Linked DNA regions of Mus musculus: region 1 is linked to region 2. A link is a loop called in an ENCODE intact Hi-C map of the cell type or tissue named here. Cell type or tissue: gastrocnemius. All regions are shown on one strand. Each heading gives the region's core, and the rest is flanking DNA. Links, peaks and the distances in the headings are about the cores only. Region 1 has its middle 17 kb from the start of Skint7. Region 2 holds the start of Slc5a9 (solute carrier family 5 (sodium/glucose cotransporter), member 9).

Region 1 (8,338 bases), core at 213-8,212, 50 kb before region 2:
GGGTTGAGGCTTTCTAGTGATGTTTTTGTGTGTCAAGTTGACAAGGGATCAATTGTACTGGCTAGTTTTGTGTCAACTTGACACAGCTGGAGTTATCACAGAGAAAGGAGCTTCGGTTGAGGAAATGCCTCCATGAGATCCAACTGTAAGGCATTTTCTCAATTAGTGATCAAGGGGGAAATGCCCCTTGTGGGTGGTGCCATCGCTGGGCTGGTAGTTTTGGTTCTATAAGAGAGCAAGCTGAGCAAGCCAGGGGATGCAAGCTAGTCAGGAACATCCCTCCATGGCCTCTGCATCGGCTCCTGCTTTCTGACCTGCTTGAGTTCCAGTCCTGACTTCCTTGGTGATGAACAGCAGTATGGAAGTGTAAGCCGAATAAACCCTTTCCTCCCCAACTTGCTTCTTGGTCATGATGTTTGTGCAAGAATAGAAACCCTGACTAAGACAGCAACCTTTTCTGAAGCACAACCACATAGCTGAGGCATAAGAATTGATCCAATGCTCAAAAAACACCATAATATCCACAACTGCTTTCTCTAGATCTCAAAATAAAGTTTTGGAAGGAGACAACAATTTTCCAAAGGCCACACAAACAGTATCAAACAATATAAAATCAAACGTTAGATACACTGACCCCAAATGCCAGGCTCTTTTCTGGATCTAACTTGATCTCAACATATTTGGAAATTACAGGTGCTTGTGTGTGTGGAGGTTTGCTGAAACCAGCAGGTTTATTTGACCAGCATCCATTTGACAAATTATATTAGGCTGTGAAAGTTAAGAAACTTTGTCGCTGAGGTTCAGAGAAGATACTGTTTCAGACAGAAAAGTAAGTGGAAGAAAGACTTCCAGAGAGATTGAGATTCCAGAGATTTTTAACAAAGGTTATTTAGGAATGTTTCTTAAAGTTTTTGAGAGATACTAAGGGCATCCTTAAGAAAGTTACACAAACTTTAGTTGTATAAACCTGTAAATTTTGAATGAAAAAGGGAAAAGGAAAGACATGGAGAGGAAGGGCAAGAAGGGGAGAGGGAGAGAGGAAGGGAGGGAGGACGGAGAGGGGGAGGGGCAGGAAGAAGGAGTAAGTGTGAAAGGAGAGAGAATGTGAGTATTTGAGAAAAATCACCCAGAGAACTGAGAATATCAGAACAAGTTTGGGGAAATACAGACATCATATGTGGCAGATACTTTTATCACACATCCCTGTTTTCTATAAGGCATGTTTCAGGCTATTTAGCACCTGATTTTAAAGGAAAACCCCCGAAGAGTCCCTTTAGCACCTACAGATGCTTCATATGGGCCTCTAGAAACACAGACAGATTAAGACATGTCAGAGAGGTAGTTCAGAGAGCTTCGGTCTGCCTCACTCCCCAGAAGTATGGTGGATGGAAGCGTTGGTGTTCTGCTTCACTCTTTGTGGCTATAACTTGTACTGATATTCTGGGAAAAAATATACTGATTCTTAATTACTTACAGTCCTAACCAAGGTCTTATAAGTGAGTTCACATGTGAACTTTCACTCTCCTATATGACTTTACATGGGTGCATGTGAACTTATGCCACCATTGTTACCATTCACATGAGCATGCCCTAGGGGACTCAGTGGACTCCAACACACACACTCTTTTAAATGTTTTTAAATGTCATATCTGACTACTATATTTATATCATTTCTTCCTTTTTCCCTCCCTCCTCTAATTCCTTCTACATTCTAATACTCTCTTTCAAATTGATGTTCTATTTTTTAATTATTGTTTTATGAACACACACACACACACAGCCTGTAATTTAGTGTAGCTAGCATGTATATGTATTTAGAACTGACCACTTATAAGCAACCTATAAGTAAGCTCATTCCTGGAGAAGACTTCCTCTTTCTCAACAGCCAACAACTGCCTGTCGCTCTTCATCTAGGGGTAGGATCTTTGAGATTTCACCCATCCATGTTGGAATGTCAACTGATATTGTCATAGTTCAGGTTTTGTTTAGCAGCCATATTGTTGACATTTCATGTATGTGATTCCCTTGGGTTTCCTTGTTTATACATGGAAGATACTATCCCATGGCTGACACCCAAACCTGTGGTTCTTACAGTCTAACCCACCCTCCTCCTTCTCCTCCTCCTCAGTGTCCCCTGAGCCTTAGATTTGTGCTGTGTTGGATATCCCACTGTAACCAATTGTGGGTTTCTTTAGTGTTTTATGTTTGCTACAAAAATAATCTTCTTTGATGAGGCATGATAGCCTTACTTATCATTGGTATAGGATAACAATTTTCAAACCAGTTTAGAAAAAGGGGAGTATTTGGTATTCGAGGGTACATGACTTAAGTAGTCATGGATATTTGGCTAGGTTTACAAAATCAGGCATAAATTCCCTTTTATGAAGAAGACTTTCAAGCTCAATTATGTATCTGTTGATTATTCCACAAGCCTAAGTGGCATTATTGGGGGTTTCTTGCTAGGCTGGTCATTGTGGATCACAGACTTTCAGAAAGTAGGACTATTAATTATTTTCCTCCCTTTGATAGTTTTCATAACACACTTAAAACCTATATGAGCTCGTCATCAGGGAGGAGACTTCCAGGTCATTTCCAGTTCAATTTCTCCAAGACTTGTGCCCAAAGTTTATAGGGCCTGCTGCAATGGTATCTTACCTTAAATTTCTGGTAAGAAATTGGGAGGAAAGGCAATAGCCTATGATGTTTTGGAGTCTCAGGTGATAGCCAGAAGTGAAACAGAAAAGGTCCCATTTCAGCACCTTGTTCATTATCTACTATCATATTTAATGTTTCAAAGAGATTAGGAAACATATGTTACCATCCCATTTTATAAACCCAAATTCGTGGGTGTTATCTCAGTTAGAATTTCTATTGCCATGAAGAGACACCAAGACTAAGGCAACTCTTATAAAGGAAAACATTTAATTGGGTCTGGCTTACAGTTTCAAAGGTTCAGGGAAGCATGACAGCATCATGCAGGCAAGCATGGTGCCGGAGAAGGAGCTAAGAATTTTACTCCTTGATCCTTACATAGTAGAAAAGAAACAGCTACATTGGGCATGGCTTGAGCATCTAAAACCTCAAAGTCCTCCAGCTAGTGATACAATTTCTCCAAATAAAACCACACCTTCTCCAGCAAGGCCACACCTCCTTATAATGCCATTTATTTTTGACCTATGGGACCATTTTTATTTAAACCACCACAAATAATATGCATAAGATACTCCTCCTAGTATCACATAGGACTCAGTTTTTAACTTCTTTAAAGTTTCAGGCCATGTAAGAGGCTATAGCACGCCAACCTGGAATCCTGATAGGACCTCAGGAAAGAGGCATTACTACTAGGAGAAAAGAACACATTCTCAACTACTTTTATCTTTTTCCATCATCTTGTGGGATGGTAATTTTCTTCTTCTAAAAGAAAAAAGGAGCCAGGCGTGGTGGCACATGCCTTCAATCCCAGCACTTGGGAGGCAGAGGCAGGTGAATTTCTGAGTTCGAGGCCAGCCTGGTCTACAAAGTGAGTTCCAGGACAGCCAGGGCTATACAGAGAAACCCTGTCTCAGAAAAAAAAAAAAAAAAAAAAAGGAGACAGAAGTGCAAAGTGTTTTGTATCCCTGGCCAAAGGGACTGGTTTGGGGAGGAACCCAAAGGAATCTGAACTTGTTCTACTTTAGGTGTCTTCACTTCACTGTTACTTCTCACTTTCTCTAGACAAGCTCCCAATGGTTGGGGGAGGGGAAGCACTGGTGAGGGTCCTTTCACACCTATGCCGAAGCTGTGGTCCAATCCCAACATGACTGAACATCCTAACTACATGTATTTCCTTTTAGCTATCACTTCCCACATGTGTTCGGGGAACAGGACATAATTTCATTAAATTTCTCCAGCCTTATGAAAACAGTTATCAGGCAGCTTGGGTGGTAACATGAGTGCTAGTTCTGCCCTTGCTGACCCAATGGAGGCCCAGGATGACCAACTCAGTTACTATCCTGTCCAGACCCATAGCTTTGAGTTGATCCACCCCAACATCTACTCCATCTGTGAGCTACTGGTTAGTGTACTGCTGTACATGGTTCTGGGCAACAGCAGGATATTTAAGAGAAGTCTCAATAAGGGTTTCAGAATTGGTGTAGCAGAAGCCAGAAGTCTTGAACCATTGATCAACAATTATTCCTCATTGTAATGAACATTCGCATGTAAAGCTGTTTGTGTAAATTGGTGTATTGTAACACCCTGCAGCTTCTGATCCCACTTTGATGAAATAGAGGAGAGGTAGAAAAAATGGAAGAGTACAGTGGTGCCTGCTCAGTGAAAAGAGGTAGAACTTGACTCGACAGCTGTGGTGGGTGTGAGAGAGGGCTGCAGTTCATACAGGAACAGGTTGTTTCACAGTAGGATCAGCAGGATGGTGTGAAGCAACCAGGAGCTTGTGCACACGCAGCCCCTGAAGAAATTGCTCAGCTGCAGGGTCACCCTGACTTGGAACAGTGAAAATGTTATTTCAGATGAAGAATTGTTAACTTGCTGATTTGGACTACCATGGTCTGTACTTCTCCCAGAGGCCATGCTGGCCCATGGCCTGTGCTTTGGCAGAGGTCCATGTTGATGTCCAAGGAGGTCCATGGTAACTGCTAATTCTGGACACCATGTGGATATTCTATGGTCTGTGCTATTTGTGGTCTGTGCTGTGGCCAGAAACCATGTAAAATCCCAGGATTTATTCTCCTTCTAACAAGATCCTCCTGACAAGAACAAGGAGGACAGTCTCACAATATTATCAATGACTGAAAATGAACAGTTGAGAAAGAGGAAAATAGAAATCCCTACCTCTAACCCACTCCTACGCCCCCAAATGAAACAACCTACAAAAGAAGACATCAAAGAAAGCCCCAAAAATTTGTGATAAGTGTGCTGAAGTGTAGCTCTTCATAATTGATGGCTCTGGTAAAGGTACAGATGAAGAAGGACTGCCCACGTAGAATTTGACTATGCTCCAGTGAGTATTGAAACAAAGCAAAATGGACTTTCTTTTCTTTTTCATATTTTTTCTTTTTCTTCTTTTCAGGGGAGGTAACAAGAGTGGGAGAGGGGAGGGGAGGACTGAGAAGCAAGTGTGATTGGGGTACACGATGTGAAATTCTCAAGGAATCATAAAGATACTATGTTCAAAGAAAAACATAGTTAATATCAAGAAATTATAAGTCATGAGATGGTTTGATGTAGTCATTTAATCTTCATAACTTAATGTTGTAAAATGATTTGCTCCACTAAGCTCACATTTGTAGCACGCACTGAGAATGTTCCAGCTATACTTGCTTATTGGGCTTCAAGCATACAACATGCTTGATCAAGCAAAGAAGCCATGCTATACATCAGAGCCCAGAATTTGTTCTTCTGGAAGCTGAAACACTGTTTGCCTGCCTTGAAAAACCTGTTTGCCCAGGTGTGAGAGGAGGCTGTGACCACAATGACAGAGACTCACACTGAGCTGGGTCTCCCTTCCCAGCTTCCCTGAGGTCCTGCGCAACTCTGAACCCCTACAAAGTGTGTTCAGTTTACTCCAGATTCACACCTTGCCACAAAAGCAGAGACTATCCCTCAGAATCCAAGGCTCAGTGACTGGGGTGATATTCAGGGCCTTGCCTGCCACCCTTTGGGAGAGGAGCCAGGCTCCTTCTCTGTTTTCTGTGACTGAAAGAAGTTGTTAAAGACCATGCCTTGGCACTGAGGAAACTGAGGCTCAGACACTGAGCTCAGGAGGTTTTGACTAGGCCAGGCCGTGCAGGTATGTTTATGGTGAGTAGAGTATAAGTCTTTCTCTCTTCCTTCCTCTGCATTTCTGGTATTCTGTTGCCATCTTTCTCAGACTTACACATCTATGTACTTCTCCTTTCCTCTTACAATTAAGCATCTATCTTGTGTATATAGGGTCTCCTTTCTTCCTCAGGAACCATCTGGACACAGGTGACTCCCAGAAATTTGACCTTTGACAGCTGGAGATAGGGACAAGTGAGCAATACAGCAGGTATCCACTCTGTCCCTGAAGACCATGTGATTTGCTTGCCAGGATCCTGACTTGCCTCTCTGACACTTGCCCCTGTGAGAGAGCCTTGTTCTGTGGTGGGGTGCTGCTGGTGTTGCTCTCTTAGGAGTAATGTACTCTGCAGTTGTTCATGGCACAGCCTGACCTGGGCCTGACCTGGGCCTGACCTGGTTAGTGAATGAGATCTGGGTTTGAACTGAACTGAACAAAGACATGTGGAAATGGCATCTCCAGGTCTGGAGGTCTGAGAATTGCAAAGGCATGGAGGAGGGCTGAGTGAAGACTGCAGTGGTAATCACTGCCATGGAACCATGACCCAAACTTGGGGAGCTTCCTATTCCTAGTTTGGCTGCATTTGCAACCTGCTCCAAGCTTCAGTTGGAAGGAACAGGACAGAGAAGATCTCTATCCAACCACAAGCAGGATGTTTTTTCTCTGTTCTCTCTTTGAGACAGAGGGCCTGGAGAGAAGAGACCATGGTCCTGAGCGCTTTTAAAGTCATCCAAGCCCAGAGTCAAAACCCAAACCAGCCCAGGCGTTAGCTAATATTTTTCCACCTGAAAATAATAATAATAATAATAATAATAATAATAATAATAATAAATCCATGTCCAAATGCCACTGTTTGCTCTGTATGTGACCCAGTAATACAAGCAGTAATCTTAAACACTAGTCTCATATACTTTATTGTCAATAAGGAAGTTGTCAGCAGGATTCCTGGCAGAGTGGTTTTACAGGAAGGACTTGTAAGTAGCCTGGGTACAGGCCAATGGGAGGTACACAGTGTCTGCCCAGAATTACAGAGGTAAGGAACCCTACAAGGAGACAGAAGGCTTGTAGGCAGCTGCATGAAAGGTCCTTCACTTTCATTAAAGAACCAATTGTATGGTATATGGAATGGGAAGGGCTGGGTACTGCTCTATATGCTCAAGTATCTGACACCAACTGCTCAAGGCTTCCCCATCAGCAATTCCCTCACTTGGCCAAAAGCTTCCAACTGATCTTTTTGATAGGCAATATCATTCTTTTGTATTGATTCAAAAATGAATATGTTTCACACTTGTGGAACGAGGGACTAAATAAGAAGAACTCTCAGGTGGTAGGAAAGACCCTAAGGGAAAGAACCATGCAAGTTGGCACACATCTTGCTAGGTGAGAACAGCTAGATTGGACCTTTGTCTCCACCTTGCTCTATACACTGCTCTACTTACACTATAGCACCAGCTGTTGCATTCTTGCCTATCACACACACTGGCCTCAAGAGCAATTTCTAAAAAACCTCTCATCATCCCCCTCAATGGCTTTGTTCTAGTCAGTAGGAGCCATAAATAAAAATAAGACAGTTCAAACATCCGGGATCTCATTTCTAAGGCAGTCAGGCCCCAAATCAACAGTTGCCCTTGGGGAAATGAGCAGGGTACTCTGGAGCTCAGGTTGTCCCCAGGCTGGGAGTCACAGAAGGCTTCTGAGGAAAGAAGGTGATAGAGGACACAGCACTCACAAGTCTAAGCATGCCTCATCCAAGTGTTACCCACCCCTAATCATATAGCCCAGCAGCAAGGAAGCACAGGAAGGGTTCTCACCCCAACTCCAAGGGGTGTGGGGAAAAGAAAAACTCCTTTAATGGGCCCATTAACAAGTATCTTGTGACAGCTATCAAGGCATCCTCTTCACATGTTCTCTGCAGAATGACATGACAGACACAGCAGGAGAGGCTAAGAGTATGGGAGGCATGAGCTGTCTAAAAGGACTAAAATGGTAGGAGATGACCAAGAGTGATGAGACTGAGAAGTTAGGGGGATCCAATACTCTAGCAAAGATTCCAAGAATTGCAATGTCTTCATTAAGGACCTAGTCAAAAGCCTAAGGGATACGCAGCTAAGATGCAGGAAATGGGTCTGATTTCCCATGTACTGAAGGGCAGAGTAGGCTGGACTCAGGGAAGTGATCCTAAAGGCAATTTTCTTAAGCTGGTTGTTCATTGGGACAGTCTTCTTATATTCCTACATTAAAATTCAGGTCATTTTCTGGTGAAAAGTACATGGAAATTCTGACATTTTCAGTCTGAACATACAGCCCCAATTCAAATATTACTCAGAAATTGTGATGCCAAGTACCTCAGACTGTTCAATACTTCATTTAGTCTTTATTCAACAGCTAGACTTCTCCCTGTGCATCCTGTCCTTTTTATAGTTGGATTCTCGGAAGTGCTGCTGCAAAGTCTGGTAGCTGCAAGCAGAGGAGGAAGGAGAGATGCTCTTGGCACAAAAGTTCTGACTTGAACAGGACTTT
Region 2 (8,338 bases), core at 260-8,259:
TTGTATGTATTGTATCTTTATCAATTGATAAAGATCTTTTCCCATTCTGTACTCACTTTTCCTGACACTCCTTTGCCATACAAAGGTTTTCAGTTTCATGTTGTCCCATACTATTAATGATTGGTCTTAGTGCCTGTGCTATCAGTGTCCTGTTCATTTAGTCTCTCCCTGTGTCAATAAGTTCAAGGCTATTCCACACTTTTTCATCTACAAAATGCACAGTATCTGGCCTTGTGTTTAGGTATTTGAATTATTTGGAGTTGAATTTTTTGTAGGGTATAAACCAGGATCTATTTGTATTCTTCTATATGAAGCAATCCAGTTTGCCTGGTTCTTTTAAGGAAGCCAGAATTAGCTCAATACATAAACTACACAAAGACACAACAAAAAATAAAAATTACAGACCTGCTATGAACATAGATGCAAACATCCTCAAACAGAATCCAATCACACTTCTAAAAATTATCCACCCTGACCTATATGATAATGCTTTAACAAAGATTTGATCTGATGACTCAGTACATTTGTCAACATTTGGCCAAAACCAGAGCTAAATTGTTAGGTTGGTAGAGTGCTGCCTCCAGGTTGCCATGGTAGTACAAAACACTACATCATCATCAAACATTTCCAAAATGATTCTGGGGTCTTCTTCCTGCCTATATTCCACTGTGTACAGCAGAGCCCTCTACCTCCTATGGAAACTCACGCTATCTTTCCCATACCAGTAATCCATGATGACATTCTTCATGGAGCATGACATATTTGTTTTCTTATAGATATAGGACCTCCTCTTTTCAGGAATTTGCCTAGCTTGTTTCATACTAGATAGTAAAGTCCCTCAATACGAGTTAATAGAGCCACTGTACTCAGCTTACTTAGAGCATCCCCTGGTCAATGCCCCACACAATCCATCCACTTGGTACCTGTCTGTGTCTCCCAATTTTTAACAAAACTTATTTGTTAAAATGTTATTACTACATTATCCATGCCCGTCTCAAAGCCAACTCCCTTCAGAATTTCTTCCATAGCAGTGCTATTGAGTGTGGTTCATTCTTGCTTTTAAGTTTAATCAGCCATATGCAGTGTGAGGGAATCTCACTCTTTTAGATGGGCACCTAATTTTCATGCCAAATAAAAAGCCATTATGCCATGTTGCACCATAATTTTCTCATTTTCACAGCATCACAGGACTGCTGTTTGTTAGTCCACATTAGAAATAATTTTCATTTGGTCAGTTCTCAGAAGAAAAGACAAGAGTGATTTCTAGCTCTTACTGACTTGCTTGTATTATTATGTTAGGAAATCATCTTTCAATCTTCCACCGCTTCTCCTGACTCACCACTTCCTCACCACTGTGAGAAACATATGAACAACAATGAATTTAAAAGTACAAATTGGAAGTGTTGACTAGAATATTTATCATTTATCATTTAAAAAATAAAAACCTGAAATGTTCTAGAATTCTGTGCTGTACAGCCCAGAAACTATTAGAATGGTAATTTATCTTTTAAATTAGTTAAAATGTATACTCCTTTGTCACTGTAACCATACCAGAAGTATTTGCATGTGGTTAATTGCTATCATTTCAGACAACACATTTATAGAATATTTCTGTCTCTGCAGGGGCTTATTGAATGACATTTGTCTACATACTAAACACAATGATGTCTTATCACAGGACAGCTAAGACTTCCTGCTATCCTACGAATCCTCTTTGATGCTGAGCTCTGCAGACTGATGGGCTCACATATAGCTGTATCATTTAATGCTGTTTCTCCTTTCTCAAAATGTACAGACACTACTGAAGCCTGTTCCATGGTGCCACCTTGTGTCCAATTCTTAGTATTGCACTTCTAAAGGTAGTATTTAAATACAATCCAAAAGCGTATACACAGAGGGCATTTGCAATGAACTTACACAACACACCTTCTAAAATTCAAGGGACTTTCCAAGTCACTCCATCTTTCTACCAAATGATATACAAAGTATAAACAGAAGCTCTTTGTTTCCTTATTTCTTGGCTCATGGAGAATCATGAGTCATGACTGCATACCCAGGCACTTATCATTTAGCAACCTCTTCTGAACCAAACCACATAGCTGAGGCATAAGGATTGATCCAATGCTCAAAAAACACCATAATTTCCACGACTGCTTTCTCATGATCACAAAAGAAAGTTTTGGAAGGAAACAAGCAATTTCTCAAAGGCCACACAAACAGTATCAAACAATATAAAATCAAACGTTAGATCCACTAACCCCAAATGCCAGGCTCTTTTCTGGCTCTAACTTGATCTTAACATATTTGGAAATTACAGGTGCTTGTGAGTGTGGAGATTTTCTGAATCCAGCAGGTTTCTTTGACCAGCATCCATTTTCAAAATGATAGTAAGCTGTGGAAGAGAAGGGACTTGATGTCTCAGGTTCAGAGAGGACACTGTTTCAAAGAGAGAAGAAAGTGGGAGAAAGACTTCCAGAGAGATCAAGATTCCAGAGATTTTTAACAAAGGTTATCTTGGAATGTTTCTGAAATTTTTTGAGAGATACAAAGGGCATCCCTAAGAAAGTTACTCAAAACTTTAATTGTAGAAATCTGTAAATTTTGAATGAAAGGGGGAGAAGGGAAGACATACAGAGGAAGGGCAAGAAAGGAGGAAGTGAGAAAGGAAGGGTAGGAAGGAGAGAAAAGGATGGAAATGAAAGGTAAAGAAGAAGTAGGGATTTGAGAAAAATCGCCCAGAGAACTGAAACTATCAGAACAAACTTTAGAAAAGATAAACATCATATGTGGTCAGATACTTTTCTCACGCATTCCTGTTTTTTATAAGGAATGTCTCAGGCTATTTAGCACCCAGACTGTAAATGAAAACCCCCAACGGGTTCCTTTACTACCTACAGGTTCTGCATATGGGCTTCTAGCCCCACAGACAGACTAAGACATGTCAGAGAGGTATTTTAGACACCTGGAGTCTGCCCCACTCCCCAGAGGGATGCTGGATGGAAGAGTTGGTGTTCTGTTTCACTCTTTGTGGCTGTGACTAGTACTGATATTCTAAAAAGAGTTAGTTTTGCTGTAAAAATACTAATACTGATCTTAATTACTTATGCTCTGCATCAAGACTTGTAAGAGAATTCACATGTGAACTCTCCCTCTCCTATCTTACTTTATATGGGTATATGTGAACTTATGCCACCATTGTTACCATTAACCTGAGCATGTCCCAGGGTACTCAGTGGACTCCTACACACACCTCTTTAGATGTTTTTAAATGTCATATATGACTACTATATTTACATCATTTCTTCCTTTCTCTCTCCCTCCTCTAATTCCTTCTACTTTCTACTACTCTCTTTCAAATTTATGTCCTATGTTTTAATTATTGTTTTATGCACACACACACACAGCCTGTAGTTTAGTGAGGCTTCTATGTATATGTATTTAGAACTGACCACTTGGAATTAGGTAACCTATAATCACTTATTCCTGGAGAAGACTGACTTCCTTTTTCTCAGAAGCCAACACTTGCCTGTAGCTCTTCATCTAGGAGAAGGATCTTTGAGATTTCACCCATCCTTGTTGGAATGTCAACTGGTATTGTCATAGTTCAGGTTTTGTTTAGAAGCCATATTGTTGACATTTCATGTGTGTGGTTCCCCTGAGTTTCCTTGTTATACATGGAAGACACGATCCCATGGATGACAACTGATCCTCTGGTTCTTAAAATCTAATCTATTCTCCTCTTCCTCAATGATCCCTGAGCCTGAGATTAGTATTGTGTTGGATACCCCTATTGTAAGCAGTTGTGGATTTCGTTAGTGGTTGATATTTGTTACAAAAATAAGCTTCTTTGATGAGGCATGATAGCCTTACTTATCTATGGGTCCAGAATAACAAATTTGAAACCAGTTTAGGAAAGGGGCAGTATTAGGTATTCAAGGATACATGACTTAAGCTGTCATGGGTATTTGGCTAGGTTTACAGAATCAGGCATAAATTCCTTCTTATTAAGAAGGTCTTCAAGTTCAATTATGTGTCTTTTGATTAGGCACCAAACCTAAGCGACACTATTTCATAATTGGGGGTTTATTGCTAGGCTGGTCATTGTGGATCACAGGCTTTCAGCAAGTAGTTTGCATAGCACCTTCAAAACCTATGTGATATAGTCATCAGGGAGGAGGCTTCTAGATCATTTCCAGTTCAATCTCTCCAAACCTTGTGCCCCAAGTGTATAGGGTGTGCTGCAATAGGGTCTTACCTTAAATTTCTGGTAAGAAATTGGGAGGAAAGATAATAGCCTATGATGTTTTGGAGTCTCAGGTGACAGCCAGAAGTGACACAAAAAAGGTCCCAATTCAGCACCTTGTTCATTATCTACTATCATATTTAATATTTCAAACAGACTAGGAGACATATGTTACCATCCCATTTTACAAACCCAAATTCTTGGGCATTGTCTCAGTTAGAGTTTCTATTGCCATGAAGAGACACAAGACTAAGGCAACTCTTATAAAGGAAAACATTTAATGGGGTCTGGCTTACAGTTTCAAAGGTTCAGGGAAGCATGACAGCATCATGCAGGCAAGCATGGTGCTGGAGAAGGATCTAAGAGTTTTACACCTTGATCCTTACATAGTAGAAAAGAAACAGCTACATTGGGCATGACTTGAGCATCTAAAACTTCAAAGTCCTCCCGCTAGTGATACAATTTCTCCAAATAAAACCACACCTTCTCCAGCAAGACCACACCTCCTAATAATGCCATTTATTTTTGACCTATGGGACCATTTTTATTTAAACCACCACAAATAATATGCATAAGATACTCCTCCTAGTATCACATAGGACTCAGTTTTTAACTTCTTTAAAGTTTCAGGCCATGTAAGAGGCTATAACACGCCAACCTGGAATCCTGATAGGACCTCAGGAAAGAGGCATTACTACTAGAAGAAAAGAACACATTCTCAACCACTTTTATCTTTTTCCATCAGCTTGTGGGACGGTAATTTTCTTCTTCTAAAAGATAAAAAGGAGACAGAAGTGCAAAGTGTTTTGTATCCCTGGCCAAAGGGCCTGGTTTGGGGAGGAACCCAAAGGAATCTGAACTTGTTCTACTTTAGGTGTCTTCACTGTTACTTCTCACTTTCTCTGAACAAGCTCCCAATGGTTGGGGGAGGGGAGCACTGGTGGGGGTCCTTTCACACCTATGCCGAAGCTGTGGTCCAATCCCAACATGACTTTGAACGTCCAAACTGCATGTATTTTCTTTTAGGTATCACTTCCCACATGTGTTGGGGGAGACAGGAGAGAATTTCATTTAGTTTCTCCAGCCTTATGAAAACAGTTAACAGGCAGCTCAGTGACAGCAGGAGTGCTAGTCCTGCCCTTGCTGACTTAAGGGAGGTAGTAACCAACTCAGTTACTACCCTGCCCAGATCCAGAGCTTTGAGTTGATCCACCCCAACATCTACGCCATCTGTGAGGTACTAGTGTACTGCTGTACATGGTTCTAGGCAACAGCAGGATACTTGAGAGGAGTCTCCACTAGGGTTTCAGAATTGATGGTGTAGCAGAATCCAGAGCTCTTAACCAGATCAACAATGATTCTTCATTGCAATGAACATTTGCATGTAAAGCTGTTTGTGTAAAAGGGTGTATTGTGACACTCTGCAGCTTCGGATCCCACTTTGATGAACTAGAGGAGAGGTGAGAAAGATGGAAGAGCGCAGTGGAGCATGCTCAGTGAAAAGAGGTAGAACTTGACTCGACAGCTGTGGTGGGTGTGAGAGAGGGCTGCAGTTCATTCAGGAACAGGTTGTTACACAGTAGGGTCAGCAGGATGGTGTGAAGCCACCTGGAGCTTGTACACACTCAGGCCCTGAAGCAGGTGCACAGCTGCAGGAGTACCCTGACTCCGAACAGGGAAATAATATTTCAGATGAATAATGGTTAACTTACTGGTTTGGACCATGGGGTCTGTACTTCTCCCAGAGGCCATGCTGACCCATGGCCTGTGCTTTGGCAGAGGGCCATGTTGATGTCCAAGGAGGTCCATGGTGAGTGCTAATGCTAGAGACCATGTGAAGATTCTATGGTCTGTGCTATTTGTGGTCTGTGCTGTGGCCAGAAACCATGTAAAAAACCCAGGATTTATGCTCCTGCTGAATATAAAGAACAAGGAGGACAGTCTCACAGTAGTATCGATGACTGCAAATGAACAGTTGAGAAAGATGAAAATAGAAACCCCTACCTCCAACCCATTCCTACCCCACACAATGTAACAACCTACAAAGGGAGCTATCAAAGAAAGCCCTTAAAATTTGTGATAAGGGTGCTGAAATGTAGCTCTTCATAAATGATGGCTCTGGCAGGGGTAGAGGTAGAGAAGCACTGCCCAGGTAGAATTTGACTATGCTCCAGTGAGTATAGAAACAACAAAAAATGGACTTACTTTTCTTTTTCATTTTTTTTTTCTTTTTCTTCTTTTCAGGGGAGGTCACAAGAGTGGAAGAGAAGAGAGGGAGGACTGAGAAGTGAGTGTGATTGGGGTACATGATATGAAATTCCCAAGGAATCATAAAGATATTATGTTGAAAGAAAAACAGAGTTGACATAAAGAAATTGTAAGTCATGAGATGATCCCATGTAGTCATTTAACATTTATAACTTTATGTTGTAAAACGATTAGCTCCATCAAGCTCACATTTGGAGCATGCGGTTACAATGCTCCAGCTATACTTGCTTATTGGGCTTCAAGCATACAACATGCTTGATCAAGCAAAGAAGCCATGCTATACATCAGAGCCCAGAATTTGTTCTTCTGGAGACTGAAACACTGCCTGCCTGCCTTGAGAAACCAGTTTGCCCAGGTGTGAGAGGAGGCTGTGACCACAATGACAGAGTGTCACACTGAGCTGTGTCTCCCTTCCCACCTCCCCTGGGGGCCTGGGCAACTCTGAACCCCCTACAGAGTGTGTTTACTTTACCCCATAACCACACCTTGTCACAAAAGCAGAGACTGTCCCTCAGAAACCAAGGCCCAGTGACTGGGGTGGTATTCAGGGCCTTGCCTGCCACCCTCTGGGGGAGGGGCCAGGCTCCTTCTCAGTCTTCTGTGACTGAGAGAAGTTGTTAAAGACCATGCCTTGGCACTGAGGAGCTTGAAGCTTTGACACTGAGCCCAGGAGGTTTTGACTAGGCCAGGCTGTGCAGGTATGTTTATGGTGAGTAGAGTATAAGTCTTTCTCTCTTCCTTCCTCTGCATTTCTGGTATTCTGTTGCCATCTTTCTCAGACTTACACATCTATGTACTTCTCCTTTCCTCTTACAATTAAGCATCTATCTTGTGTATATAGGGTCTCCTTTCTTCCTCAGGAACCATCTGGACACAGGTGACTCCCAGAAATTTGGCCTTTGACAGCTGGAGATAGGGACAAGTGAGCAACACAGCAGGTATCCACTCTGGCCCTGAAGACCATGTGATTTGCTTGCCAGGATCCTGACTTGCCTCTCTGACACTTGCCCCTATGAGAGAGCCTTGTTCTGTGGTGGGGTGCTGCTGGTGTTGCTCTCTTAGGAGTAATGTACTCTGCAGTTGTTCATGGCACAGCCTGACCTGGGCCTGACCTGGTTAGTGAATCAGATCTGGGTTTGAACTGAACTGAACAAAGACATGTGGAAATGGCATCCCCAGGGTTGGAGGTCTGAGAATTGCAAAGGCATGGAGGAGGGCTGAGTGAAGACTGCAGTGGTAATCACTGCCATGGAACCATGACCCAAACTTGGGGAGCTTCCTATTCCTAGTTTGGCTGCATTTGCAACCTGCTCCAAGCTTCAGTTGGAAGGAACAGGACAGAGAAGATCTCTATCCAACCACAAGCAGGATATTTTTTCTCTGTTCTCTCTTTGAGACAGAGGGCCTGGAGAGAAGGGACCATGGTCCTGAGCGCTTTTAAAGTCATCCAAGCCCAGAGTCAAAACCCAAACCAGCCCAGGCGTTAGCTAATATTTTTCCACCTGAAAATAATAATAATAATAATAATAATAATAATAATAATAATAAATCCATGTCCAAATGCCACTGTTTGCTCTGTATGTAACCCAGTAATACAAGCAGTAATCTTAAACATTAGTCTCCTATACTTTATTGTCAATAAGGAAGTTGTCAGCAGGATTCCTGGCAGAGTGGTTTTACAGGAAGGACTTGTAAGTAGCCTGGGTGCAGGCCAGTGGGAGGTACACAGGGCCTGCCCAGCATTACAGAGGTAAGGAACCCTATAAGGAAACAAAAAGCAGCTGCATAAAAGGTCCTTTCCTTTCATGAAAGGACCAATTGTATGGT

Evidence for each region. Hi-C counts contacts between places; a loop is a spot of excess contacts. Peaks named below come from ENCODE experiments on the same cell type or tissue, not always from the same donor. Only the 100,000 strongest peaks of a DNase experiment are listed, where the experiment ranks them.
Region 1: it touches region 2 in a loop (10-fold over the local background); 7 of 42 quality-filtered maps call a loop at or near these places.

What each region holds. Positions count from the first base shown.
Region 1 is chr4:111,951,381-111,959,718 of GRCm38, reverse strand. No RefSeq gene overlaps it. Among named protein-coding and RNA genes, the nearest start is that of Skint7, 17 kb to the left of the region's middle. In gastrocnemius, for the core only: no CTCF peak of the experiment used is centred there; a DNase peak (open chromatin) is centred at 4,569.
Region 2 is chr4:111,901,586-111,909,923 of GRCm38, reverse strand. It overlaps Slc5a9 (solute carrier family 5 (sodium/glucose cotransporter), member 9), which reads left to right and starts at 7,128. Exons shown (of 15, transcript NM_145551.4): 1 at 7,128-7,209. In gastrocnemius, for the core only: a CTCF peak has its summit at 1,833 (motif pointing left); no DNase peak of the experiment used is centred there.